Regions from separate parts of the Homo sapiens genome. Here regions 2, 3 and 4 are each linked to region 1. Evidence: chromatin contacts called from ENCODE Hi-C or POLR2A ChIA-PET data. All regions are on one chromosome and are shown on one strand. The core of a region is the stretch at or near the end of the contact, and the rest is flanking DNA. Distances in the headings are between cores, read along the strand shown.

Region 1 (2,700 bases), core at 179-2,678:
TTAAAACACCTTATTCTGCAGTTAATATCTAAGGCAATTCCTGGCCGGGGGTGGTAGCTCATGCCTGTAATCTAGGCACTTTGGGAGGCCGAGGCAGGAGGATCGCTTGAAGCCAGGAGTTCGAGACCAGCCTGGGCAACACAGCAAAATCACCGTCTCTACAAAATAACAATAATAATGAACTAAGGCAATTCCTTATGGTCTTTAATTTCATTTTAGTCTTCCCTCTGCAGGATCTGAGCACTCAAATACGGGGAGGAAAAAAACAAAAGCCAGGCTGTTATTAACACTCTCTCTTCCAAAGTGACACAGCTGACAACCAGACCCCTTTTTACCTGCCCCTGCAATGGGGATCCTAACTGTTCTCCCCTCTTCCTGACCCTTTTCCTTCTTCCATCCATGTTCCTGGAGCCATATCCCCTTTCTTGAAGCTAATTTTCTTCCTCCTCCCCACTCTCCCCCTCCGCGTTCCCTAAAGAAAGCTGGACCTGGATCCAGTCTAAGTCCCAAGAAAGCTTGGGGAAGCACCTTTGCTTACAGAGAAACTGAGGCCCATGGAAGGAAGAATTAGAGAAGCTGCCTTCAGCTCAGTAAACAGGCGACCTAATTTCACAAATGTAAATGGGGGCACCACCCAAAAACCAAGGACTCAAAGGAGGCAAAGCGTTCTACCAAGTGGGGCTTACTCAAACTCCTTCAACTGGTCTTATCGTCATGATAACTGTTTTTCCAATGCCTGGCTCCATCTCATTCCTTCAGAACTCAGCTTAAATGTCACCTTTGAGAGAGCCCTTCCTGGCCACAATCCAGTGGCCCTGCTCCCATATACGGTCTCAGCACCCACTTTCTATTTCGCTCGCGGCGTCTGCCATGATTAGGACCCTTTGGGATCCCCGCGAGCGTCTCGGGGCGAGGGGCTTGTCCGCCTCACTCGCAGCTGGACGCCCTGCACTCGGAGCGTGGCTGGCTCGCGGGAGGCGCCCGGGCCGCCCGAATGAATGGATGGATGGACGCGAGCGGGCAACGGTCGCCAGGCCGAGCCCGGCGCGTCCCCCGGCGCCGCCTCCCTCGCTCCCGGCCCGCCTCACCCGTCCCCCGGCACCTCCCGCAGCTTCAGCCCCAGGGCCTGCAGCTGGTTGGCGAAGCTGACGAACTCCTCCTCGCAGCCGCCGCCGCCGCCAGACTCCGGCCGATTCCGCCGCTCCTTGGCCAGGGCCCGGCGCGCCGCCCGCTCGTCCCGCTTGCGCTCGGCCTCGGCTTTCCGGCTGCCGCTGCCCGGCCGGCTCTTCGCCGCCTGCTTTCGGGACATGGCCTTAGCCTGCAGTCCCCAGCGGCAGGAGGGAAAGGCGCAGGACCCCCCAGCGTCCGCCTCAAGCGTTGGGAAGGTAAAACAGCGCGGGCAACGGAGCCCGGCGACGACTACGCAGCAACCGCGCCTGCGCCGGCGCCCAGCACCCCGGTCACATGATGGAATCCCCGCCTCTTTTGCGGGGCTCGGCGAGCAGACGCCATAGAGAGCTGGAGGGGCACCCATCTTGGTTTGTTCTATTCCGCCCTCTAGTGGTGGATGGTACTCAACGTGAGTGGCAGGAGCGACCGGAGAGGGACCAGAGAGAACAAAGCAGGAACAAGTCAAGCAGAGAAATTAAAGATGATAGAAGAGTGGAACACAGAGCAGCGGCAAAAGTTAGGACCGGAGATGAATAAAAACGATTTAAACTCTTGCTGCGAGCCTACTACAGTTGGATAGGCACTTTCACACGGCTCATTCTTGTTTAATTATCCCCAAATTACAGGAAACTGAATCTGAGTGGTTAAATAATTTCAAGATCACACAGCTAAAAGGCAGAGCTTTGCCCTGGCTCCAAAGCCCGCATACTTGTTTATTTAATCCTGCCCTTCATCTCTCCGCCTTCCTTCGTAACTCAAGGGAGAGGTCGCCCTTCTGTCCAAGACCACTGGAAATCCTAATTCCATCCTAGAGCGACCCACCTAGGTTTGCCTGGACTAGAGGTTTTCTTGGGATGCAGGACTTTCCGTTTTAAAACTGAGACAGACCAGGCTGGGCGTGATGGCTCACACCTGTAATCCCAGCACTTTGGGAGGCCGAGGCGGGCTGACCACAAAGTCAGGAGATGGAGACCATCCTGGCTAACACTGTGAAACCCCGTCTCTACTAAAAATACAAAAATTAGCCGGGCGTGGTGGCGGGCGCCTGTAGTCCCAGCTACTCGGGAGGCTGAGGCAGGAGAATGGCATGAACCCGGGAAGCGGAGCTTGCAGTGAGCCGAGATTGCACCACTGCACTCCAGCCTGGGGGACAGAGCGAGACTCCATCTCAAAAAACAAACAAACAAAAAAACAAAAACAAAAACTGAGGCCAGGTGCAGTGGCCCACGCCTGTAATCCCAACACTTTGGGAAGCCGAGGCCAGGGGATCGCCTGAGGTCAGGAGTTCGAGACCAGCCTGGCCAGCTGGCCAAGATGGTGAAACCCCATCTATATTGCGTGAGGCTGAGGTTTGGAGTACAAATGAATCTGTCACCCAGGTAGTGAGCAAAGTACACAATACACAATAGGTAGTTTTTCAACCCTTTCCCCCAACTGCCTCCCGACTCTTGTATTCCCCAGAGTCTATTGTTCCCATCTTTGTGTCCATGTGTATCCAATGTTTAGCTCCCACTTATAAGAACGTGCAGT
Region 2 (2,700 bases), core at 97-2,596, 570 kb after region 1:
TTCTGCACGTGCCATCTCTTCCCCTAGAAGTGTCCTGCTCCCCTTCAAGGGCCTGGTCATGAGATAAGAAGACTCACTTCTAAATTGCCCTTTCAAAGATGCCCCATGAGAGCTGGCTGGACAGGACCTTCCACCTCCTCCTCTCCCCTTGTCCACACACCTGAAGAACGCTACCACCGTCCTCTGCGACCACTGTCTTTGAAACGTACTCTCCCCACCCTGGGTTGTGCATTTCTTATTCTCCAGGTGTAAACACACCTAGAGGTTCAGCAAATGTTGAGAGACAGTGAGAGAAAGAGAGAGGTAGAGAGAAGGACAGAGTGAAGAAGAGAGGAAACGGGTGAGAAAGGAGAAAGGGTGGAAGAGAGAGAAGAGGAAGGAAAGGAGAAAGGAAGGGGAGAAAGCTGTGAGCTCGAACAGCCCAGGGTTGAGGAGAAAAGCACTCTGGAACAGACCTGCCCGATGCCTACCAGTCTGGAACTCAAGTGATTGAGCTTCGTAGTTCTCATCTGAAAAGTAGGGGAATAATGCAATACCCACCACCTAGGCTGACTGCAGAGTTAAATGAGACAATCCAGGCCAAGCGATTACAAGGGTGCCTGGCACTGGCACTCAACACCAACAGCCCAAAATGACTATTATTTGTTCTCATTGTAGCCCCTCCAGCGTCCGGGCACACAGGCGCCTTCAGTAAGCGTTGATTAGACATGACCTGTGACCCAGGCCCGGGACCCCTCACACTTCCAGACTCAGACTCTCCATTTACACGTTTGGAAACCTACCCTAAGCACGGCGTGGGAGGAGGCAGTGTAGGCCCTCGGTCCCTGCAGACCTGGGGAGATTGTGGAGGGAGGAGCGTCCCAGCTCGGGGCTACCACCCACTCCAGGCCTCGGCGTCCTCGGCCACAGCTCCCTCCTGGTGACTCAGCCCGGCGCGGGCCGCCTGTTTGGAGGGATAATGATAGGACAGCTGCTGGGGCCAGCGCCGCGAGGGCCCCTCGCCCGGCCGGCCCGGGAAAAACGAAGCCATCAGATGCCAAGGGGCCGGTCGGCCGGGGCAGGGCAACTCCTGGCCAGGCCAGCTCGAGAGGCCGCGCTGGTCGCCTTTGAGGTGGGGGGCCACTGGCTGCGGATTCCCGAGGGCCACCCAGTCCCGGCCCGGAGCCTCGTCCCACGATATCGCGCCACAAGGAGGGCGCAGGAGCCGGGACAGTCCAGCGGCCGGAGGAGAGGGCTGGAAGGATGTGGCAGGGAAGCCCAGGAGCCCCGACCCCCAGCCGTGAAGTTTGCCACCTGCCCCCGGTCCGGCTCACCACGTCCAGATCCGCCGCCAGGGCCCAGCTTCTGGGTCAAGGCCCGCCGGGTCAGCTGACCGCGCGCCACCGCCCCCGCGGGAACCGCAGGCCCCGCCCCCACGCCGCGCGCTGGGCTGACCGGGCCTGGAGGCGCCGCTGGGGCCGCGCCTGTTGTCCCCGCCCCCAACTGCCTCCGCGCTCCTCCCCGGCATGGGCGGGGCCCCCGGCTCCCAACGCGCAGGCGCCGCTGCTATGCTGAGTGCCGCGTCTCGCGTAGTCTCCCGCGCCGCCGTCCACTGCGCGCTTCGCTCTCCGCCGCCCGAGGCCCGCGCGCTCGCCATGTCCCGGCCACCGCCACCGCGGGTCGCCTCGGTGCTGGGCACCATGGAGATGGGGCGCCGCATGGACGCGCCCGCCAGCGCCGCGGCCGTGCGCGCCTTTCTGGAGCGCGGCCACACCGAACTGGACACGGCCTTCATGTACAGCGACGGCCAGTCCGAGACCATCCTGGGCGGCCTGGGGCTCGGGCTGGGCGGTGGCGACTGCAGAGGTAACAGTAGCTGCAGATCCTCCCCATGCATCGTGTAGAGCTGAGCCTGTCCCCAGCCGTGCACCACCCCGCTCGGGCCCGGCCGCGGGCAGCACCGACGGATTCGTCCCTCGCTCCCCACCCCAGGTCCACCCCGCAGCTCTGGGAACCCCGGGACAACTAGACAGTGCTTTGCCCTGACTCCTTTCCCCCACTCTCCTTCCCTTGGGAGTTGCAGCGCGAGAGTCTCCCCCCAGCCTGGTCTGACCCATCGCTTCCCACCTCCATTGATGCCCCCGCCTCCAAACCTGCCAGGTGCCCACAACCGGTCCCCACCCAGGCTCTCCCCCTTTTCTCTACCCCTTCGTTACCATCATCACGCATGCACACCCTGGGCACCCTTTTCTCATCCTGGCCTTTTCTTAACCACTAGAATTTGACCTGTGCAGCTGGCAGTACCTCTGCCTCTCTCAGGGAGAACTGTGGCGATGCCGTAAGGCTGGCTGGGAGAGTAGGAGTGTTAGGGAGTGCGGACGGGTCAGGGTGTAGGGACTTTCTATCCACTCTATGCCAGGCTTTGACTTGGGGCCATAGGAGGGAAAGTGATTCCAGCCCTCCACAGGGAGTTCAGAGTCTAATGAGGAAGATTGAAGTAATGATTGCTGGAGAGCCCAGAAGAGAGAGTACTTTAGGGAGCTGCAGGCCGGGGAGAGGCACTAGGGAAGGCTCAGCAAATGCTGGATGGAGCTCAGCCTTAAAGGCTCAATGGTAGGTTGGAGGAGAACAAGAGAAAGGAACATTAGAGTCTGTGCAAAGACTTGGTTTGGAAATGCAATGTGCGTGATGTGTGAAAGGAAGGCCACTGGGCAGGTGGGG
Region 3 (2,700 bases), core at 73-2,572, 930 kb after region 1:
AAAAATTAAACTGCTAGTAAAAAATGCAGTCGGAAGTATCTGAAACATGCCACATATCTGGTTAAGTGCATACAATGCAAGCCACAGGCGTTCAAAGGTGGGGGTTCAAGGTGGGGGTCACCTCCCCTCTGAGGTTTGCGGTGAGGACCAAATGCGGAAATGGACACGAGGCCCGAGGCCAGCATTGTGGAAGGCCGGTTAGAGCATGCACTTTGGACCATTGTGGCTACTTAACGTCTCAGTGACCTTCTCTGTAAAATGGGGATAATAAATAAGTATGGCGCCTGACATATACTAATGTTTGCAACACGGTTCAGGAGACACCAGAGACTGGAGAACTTGGCCTTTAACGTGGTAGGTGTGAAAACATTTGAATGAATGAATGAATGAATGAATGGGTCCTCGGGTTGCCTCGGTCTGCCCCAGGCGGCCCGCTAAGCCCCATGTCTGTGAAATGAATCCCCAGCTCTCGGGGTCAGCTTCATCTCAGCGTGTGGGTGTGGGTGGTGGGGAGGTGCTGAGCAGCTCAGCAGAGGCGAGGCCCAGGCCGAGTTTGTGGGTGTCATCCCGGGAGGGTCTTGCTCGGCCTCCCCAACCCCCATGCTGCTCGGCTCCTCAGTGGGCGGGGGAACCAGCGGGCTTAGCTGTGCCCGGGCCGATCTCGAGAGGACAAGGCCCGCAGCTAGCATTCGAGGAGCCCACCCCCGGGTCCGCAGCGTGGGGCACGGGCGCCCTCTTATCCCCGAAAGGTCGATCTGGGCCTCCCCAGGCTAGAGTGGGGGTGGGGTGCCGATGCACCTTCGGATACTGTGGTCCCCCAGCCCTTCCAGCCGCGGTCGCGCACATCCGAAGGAATTTGGGGCCAGGGGCATTGCGGGCAGAGAGGACAGAGAAACGGAGCCCTCTCGGCAGGCGACGTGGGAGAGGAGCGCCCTAAAAAGTGGAAAGCGAGCGTTGCCGAGGCTGCTGGCCCCTTTAAGAGGCCCGGCTGGCTCTGCGGCGGTTCCAGCTAACCCGGTCCCTGGTGCAGCTCTGCGGTCCGGGTCCCCCAGCAGAGAATCGGCACCCGGCGGGGAGGCAGGACCAGACGCAGGAGAGGGCGTGGCCCCGCCGGGGAGCTGGGCGGAGTCTATGCTGCGGAGAAAGCGGGAGAACCCGGAGGTGGGCGGAGCCGAGGGTCTGTGGGTGGGGCCCGGCGCTGCGGGCCTCGTGGGGCGGAGCCTCGGGCTCGGGGAACGCCGCAGAGGGAGGAGGGGTGGGCGGGGCCGCGGCGGGGGCGGGGCCAGTGTCTGCAGTGGGCGGGGCCCGCCGCAGAAGGGGCAGTGCCGGCCGAGAGTCCTCTGCGTGCGGCTGCCGCGGCCCCTCCACAGCGTCTCTGACAGCCCGGGCGGTGAGACCCGCGACCCTTCTGGCCCCGCGCAGATACCGCGGCCTCCACCGCGTCCCGAGGAGCGGCCGAGTGCCCTCTCTCGCCTCGGCGCCCGCATCCGGGGCCATCCGTCCTGCCGTCTCTGCGGAGGCCGCATCTGGCGCGCATCTGGAACCGCCCGGCCGGCCGCGCTGGAGCCCGCGCCCACCCTGGCCCGGCCGCGCCGGGAGCCCTGCCCGGAGCTGGAGCCGCACCTGGAGCCGCGGGCCCGGGGCCCTGAGCCGCGCAGCCGGCGCATGGTGAACTCGCTGCTGTTCGGGGAGATGGCCTTGGCCTTCGGCTGCCCGCCGGGCGGCGGCGGCGGGGGCTGCCCTGGCGGGGGCGGCGGCGGCGGCGGGGCAGGGCCGGGTCCGTCGCCGGTGACGGCGGCGCTGCGGGACGACCTGGGCTCCAACATCCACCTCTTGAAGGGGCTCAACGTGCGCTTCCGCTGCTTCCTGGCTAAGGTGCACGAGCTGGAGCGGCGCAACCGGCTGCTGGAGAAGCAGCTGGAGCAGCAGCAGAGCGAGCGCGAGCGGCGGCTGCGCTACAAGACCTTCTCCCGCGAGCAGGCCGTGCAGACCGGGCCCGAGTTGCTGCGGCCCCCGGCGCCCGGCGGCGGGCACGGCCTCAGCAGTGGCGCGGCGGCCGGCGCCAACGCCAATGCCGTGGCCCTGGGCGGCCTGCCCCCCGGCGGCGGCTCGCACCCGCAGCACTACGGCCGCCTGCCCGGGACCATCTGGAGCTACACGCAGGTGCGGCGCACGGGCGGCGGCGGCGTGGAGACCGTGCAGGGCCCCGGCGTGTCGTGGGTGCACCCCGACGGCGTGGGCGTGCAGATCGACACCATCACGCCGGAGATCCGCGCGCTCTACAACGTGCTGGCCAAGGTGAAGCGCGAGCGCGACGAGTATAAGCGGAGGTGAGTGGCCGCCCCTCCCCCGCCGCCCTGGGACGGGGCGCCCAGGTCCAGGCTGCCGCGGAATGCGTATGCGGGACGGGGGCCGGGCGGGCAGCTGGTACTGGCAGGTGGGCTGGAAGCTGTGTTTGCAGAGCGTCTTACGTACGCCAGGAAGGCCCAGTTATCTAGATCCCAGGATGGGGGCGGGCGCTGGCTACCGTGGGGGCCACCTCGATGCTGTCACTGGTGAGGCACATTGTTTTCTAGGTGACATAATAACTGTCTGTGTTTTATGCGATCTCATTTAATTCTCAGCACAATACAGCGTATTGTGTAAGGCAGTCTTATCCTCATCTCGCAGATGAGGAAACCGAGGTGCAGAAATGCTAAG
Region 4 (2,700 bases), core at 169-2,668, 630 kb after region 1:
CAAGTCGGGTGTAGTGGCTCACGCCTGTAATCCCAGCACTCAGGGAGGGTGGTTGGAGCCCAGGTGTTCGAGACCAGCTTGGCAACACACTGAGTCTTCTCTATAAAAAATAAACAAAAAAAACCTAGCTGGGTGTGGTGGCGTGCGCCTGTAGTCTCAGCTACTCGGGAGGTTGAGGTGGGAGGATCGCTTAAGCCAAGGAGGTCAAGGCTGCAGTGACTTATTTTATTTATTTATTTTTGAGACGGAGTCTCGCTCTGTCGTGCCCAGGCTGCAGTACAGTGGAGCGATCTCGGCTCATTGCAACCTCCGCCTCCCGGATTCAAGCGATTCTCCCGCCTCAGTCTCCCAAGTAGCTGGGATTACAGGCACCTGCCACCATGCCCATCTAATTTTTAGTATTTTTAGTAGAAAAGGGGTTTCACCATATTGGCCAGGCTGGTCGGGAACTCCCGACCTCAGATGATTCGCCCGCCTCGGCCTCCCAGAGTGCTGGGATTACAGGCGTGAGCCACCGCATCCGGCCTGCAGTGTTACGATCGCGCCACTGCACTCCAGCCTGGGCAACAGAGCGAGACCCTGTCTCAGAGGGATCCTATTAACTGACAACTAAGAAGGCGCAAACCATACGAAGATGTAAGCATGCCAGGCAGAAACAACCGCAGACACACAACGCCAGACACGGGAACAAACCTGTGCTGAAAGAAGGGAAAGGCAGCCAGGGTGGCGGGAGCGCAGGAAGATGAGAAAGGGCCGAAGTTGGGAAAAGTGGGCCGAAACGGCAGCAGGCATAGCCGGGGGCGGTGTTCAGGAGCTGCCTCCCGACCCAGTTGGCCTTGCAAGAGCACCTGAAACTAGGCAAAACGAGTCTCCGCTCCCCAGACCCGACCGGGCGTCAGCCACCTCTGGCGGTTTTACAGCCCCGAAGCCCCCATTCCAGCTCGCAGCGAGGCAGCGGAACACCTCGAGGATGTCCTGGCGTTCCAATCTGCGCCCCCGCCGCCCCGAAGCCCTCACCGCAGGCTGGGTAGCCAGCCCACGGAGCTCCCCCCAGGGTCCCGACTCCCCCTTCGCCCACCTTTCTTGTCGCGCTTGGATTTGGGCATCGCGCTGAATCCACGTGCGGCGGAAGACGGTGCACCCCGTTAGGACCCCGGCGGCGCGGGGGACTCTGGGACGGCCCTCGGGGGCTGCCCCTCGCGTGTGCCTGACCCAATGTGCACTGCAGCCTGCCTCTCCCTGCCAAGCCGCCGCCTGCGCTTTCTCCCGCGCCTGTAGGGCAACTTCCCGTGTGCCGAGGCAGTCCCTGAATCCCGAGCGTCCCGTCCGACCGAGGGCCTCGCGCGCTATCCCAGCTCTGTGGTCCCGCGGAGGCGGAGCCCGCGGCGCGGTGCATGCCGGGACGGCGGTGGGTGGTGCATGCGCTCGCATCATGGCGGCTGAGTGGGCTTCTCGTTTCTGGCTTTGGGCTACGCTGCTGATTCCTGCGGCCGCGGTCTACGAAGACCAAGTGGGCAAGTTTGATTGGTGCGTACGTGTGGAACATATTCGAGAGATAAGTGGCTGTTTCCCCAGTACCTGTCTCCTACCTGCTAAAGGTTGTCACTTAACAGGATTGGCCGCATAATTTGCAGGACCCAGTACAAAATGAAAACGTGGGGCCCCTTGTTAAAAAATTATTAAGGATTTAAAGTCGTTGGAAGCAGAGCCTTAAACCAAGTGTTAGGGGTCATTCTAAGCTGATCCTTGCGTGTAAGCCGGCCCTGCCATCCAGGAATGCTTGGGGTGCCGGTCAGAGATCACTGATCCCGTCCTCCCTCGTCAGGTTCGATTTTTTTGACTGTGAGGTTTCTGGTCTACCAGGTGTCAGAGGTCGCCAAGCTGTCAGTGAACTTTAATTCCTACTCGAATTGGTGTCTTGTAGGCAAGTGAACAGGAGCTTTCGTCTTAAAAGTCCTAAACTGAGTCCTTTTCCCCTCTCATCAACCTAGTCTGGCCCTGGGCTCACAGCAGGATTGCCCAAAACACTAAGCAGCTAGAATATGCCATTCACTCATTCATTCATTCACCCACCCACGTCTTCCTTAAGGCCCTGGAGTAGCTTGCTTTTGTTTGAATTTTACTAGTTAAGACTTGTGTGATCTTGGGGAAAGTGACTTAACCACTCTGTGCCTTGGTTTCTTTGTCTGTAGAATGGGTTTACTAACAGTCCGTTATCTCTTACAGTACTTGTGAGAATGAATGAGACAATCCCATTAAATTACTTAGCACAATGCCTGGCTCATTGAATGCAGTCATTAAGCGTTATCTGTTATTATTGCTATTTACACTTTATTCTTCAGGGCCCAGGTCAGATTTCTCCTCCTCTGAAGTATTTTCTGTCTTGGAAAAGTTGATTCGCATATATGTTGAGTACCTGTTATGCCAGACAGTGTGACAAATAAAACATGTTACATTTTTAATGATGTGCACAACTGTTCACAATGTCATATGTGTATGTTACACATATATATCGGGTGATATGTGTATCTAATTTTGCAGAATACTTGATATATGCAATTTTCTTAATTTTATTTTCATGAATGAATGAATGAATGAATGGCATTTCCTAACTGCTTAGTGTCTTGGGCAGCTCTGCTCTGAGCCCAGGGCCAGGTTAGGCTGATGAGGGGGGAAAAGGACTCTGTTTAAGACTTTTTT

Evidence for each region. A loop is a pair of places that touch in the nucleus more often than their neighbours do. ChIA-PET counts read pairs that join two places held with the same protein, here RNA polymerase II (POLR2A). Pooled maps may share reads with other maps.
Region 2: a loop to region 1 is called in a pooled map, with 9 times the contacts of the local background. The contact joins the promoter of SLC66A1 here to the promoter of OTUD3 in region 1. A Hi-C loop is called at or near these places in 1 of 37 single-sample maps with no recorded cell type and 10 of 50 pooled maps. POLR2A ChIA-PET finds 5 or more read pairs at or near these places in 2 of 52 experiments (HEK293 and activated T-cell).
Region 3: a pooled map shows a loop between it and region 1 (7-fold over the local background). The contact joins the promoter of IFFO2 here to the promoter of OTUD3 in region 1. A Hi-C loop is called at or near these places in 8 of 50 pooled maps.
Region 4: a loop to region 1 is called in a pooled map, with 9 times the contacts of the local background. The contact joins the promoter of EMC1 here to the promoter of OTUD3 in region 1. A Hi-C loop is called at or near these places in 1 of 37 single-sample maps with no recorded cell type and 7 of 50 pooled maps.

Annotation. Positions count from the first base shown.
Region 1 is chr1:19,881,123-19,883,822 of GRCh38, reverse strand. OTUD3 (OTU deubiquitinase 3) reads right to left here and starts at 1,428. Exons shown (of 8, transcript NM_015207.2): 1 at 1,089-1,428. The coding sequence starts at 1,309. The region is part of intron 1 of LOC105376823 (a long non-coding RNA gene); the gene reads left to right. RefSeq lists a silencer at 885-1,224 and an enhancer at 1,595-1,644.
Region 2 is chr1:19,310,972-19,313,671 of GRCh38, reverse strand. SLC66A1 (solute carrier family 66 member 1) reads right to left here and starts at 1,346. Exons shown (of 8, transcript NM_001040125.2): 1 at 783-1,346. It overlaps AKR7A2 (aldo-keto reductase family 7 member A2), which reads left to right and starts at 1,528. Exons shown (of 7, transcript NM_003689.4): 1 at 1,528-1,845. The coding sequence starts at 1,548. RefSeq lists silencers at 1,037-1,126, 1,207-1,846 and an enhancer at 1,438-1,937.
Region 3 is chr1:18,955,298-18,957,997 of GRCh38, reverse strand. It overlaps IFFO2 (intermediate filament family orphan 2), which reads left to right and starts at 1,322. Exons shown (of 9, transcript NM_001136265.2): 1 at 1,322-2,330. The coding sequence starts at 1,666. RefSeq lists silencers at 1,140-1,309, 1,880-2,139, 2,380-2,569.
Region 4 is chr1:19,250,242-19,252,941 of GRCh38, reverse strand. EMC1 (ER membrane protein complex subunit 1) reads left to right here and starts at 1,418. Exons shown (of 23, transcript NM_015047.3): 1 at 1,418-1,527. The coding sequence starts at 1,433. MRTO4 (MRT4 homolog, ribosome maturation factor) reads right to left here and starts at 1,137. Exons shown (of 8, transcript NM_016183.4): 1 at 1,079-1,137. The coding sequence starts at 1,106. RefSeq lists an enhancer at 1,000-1,505.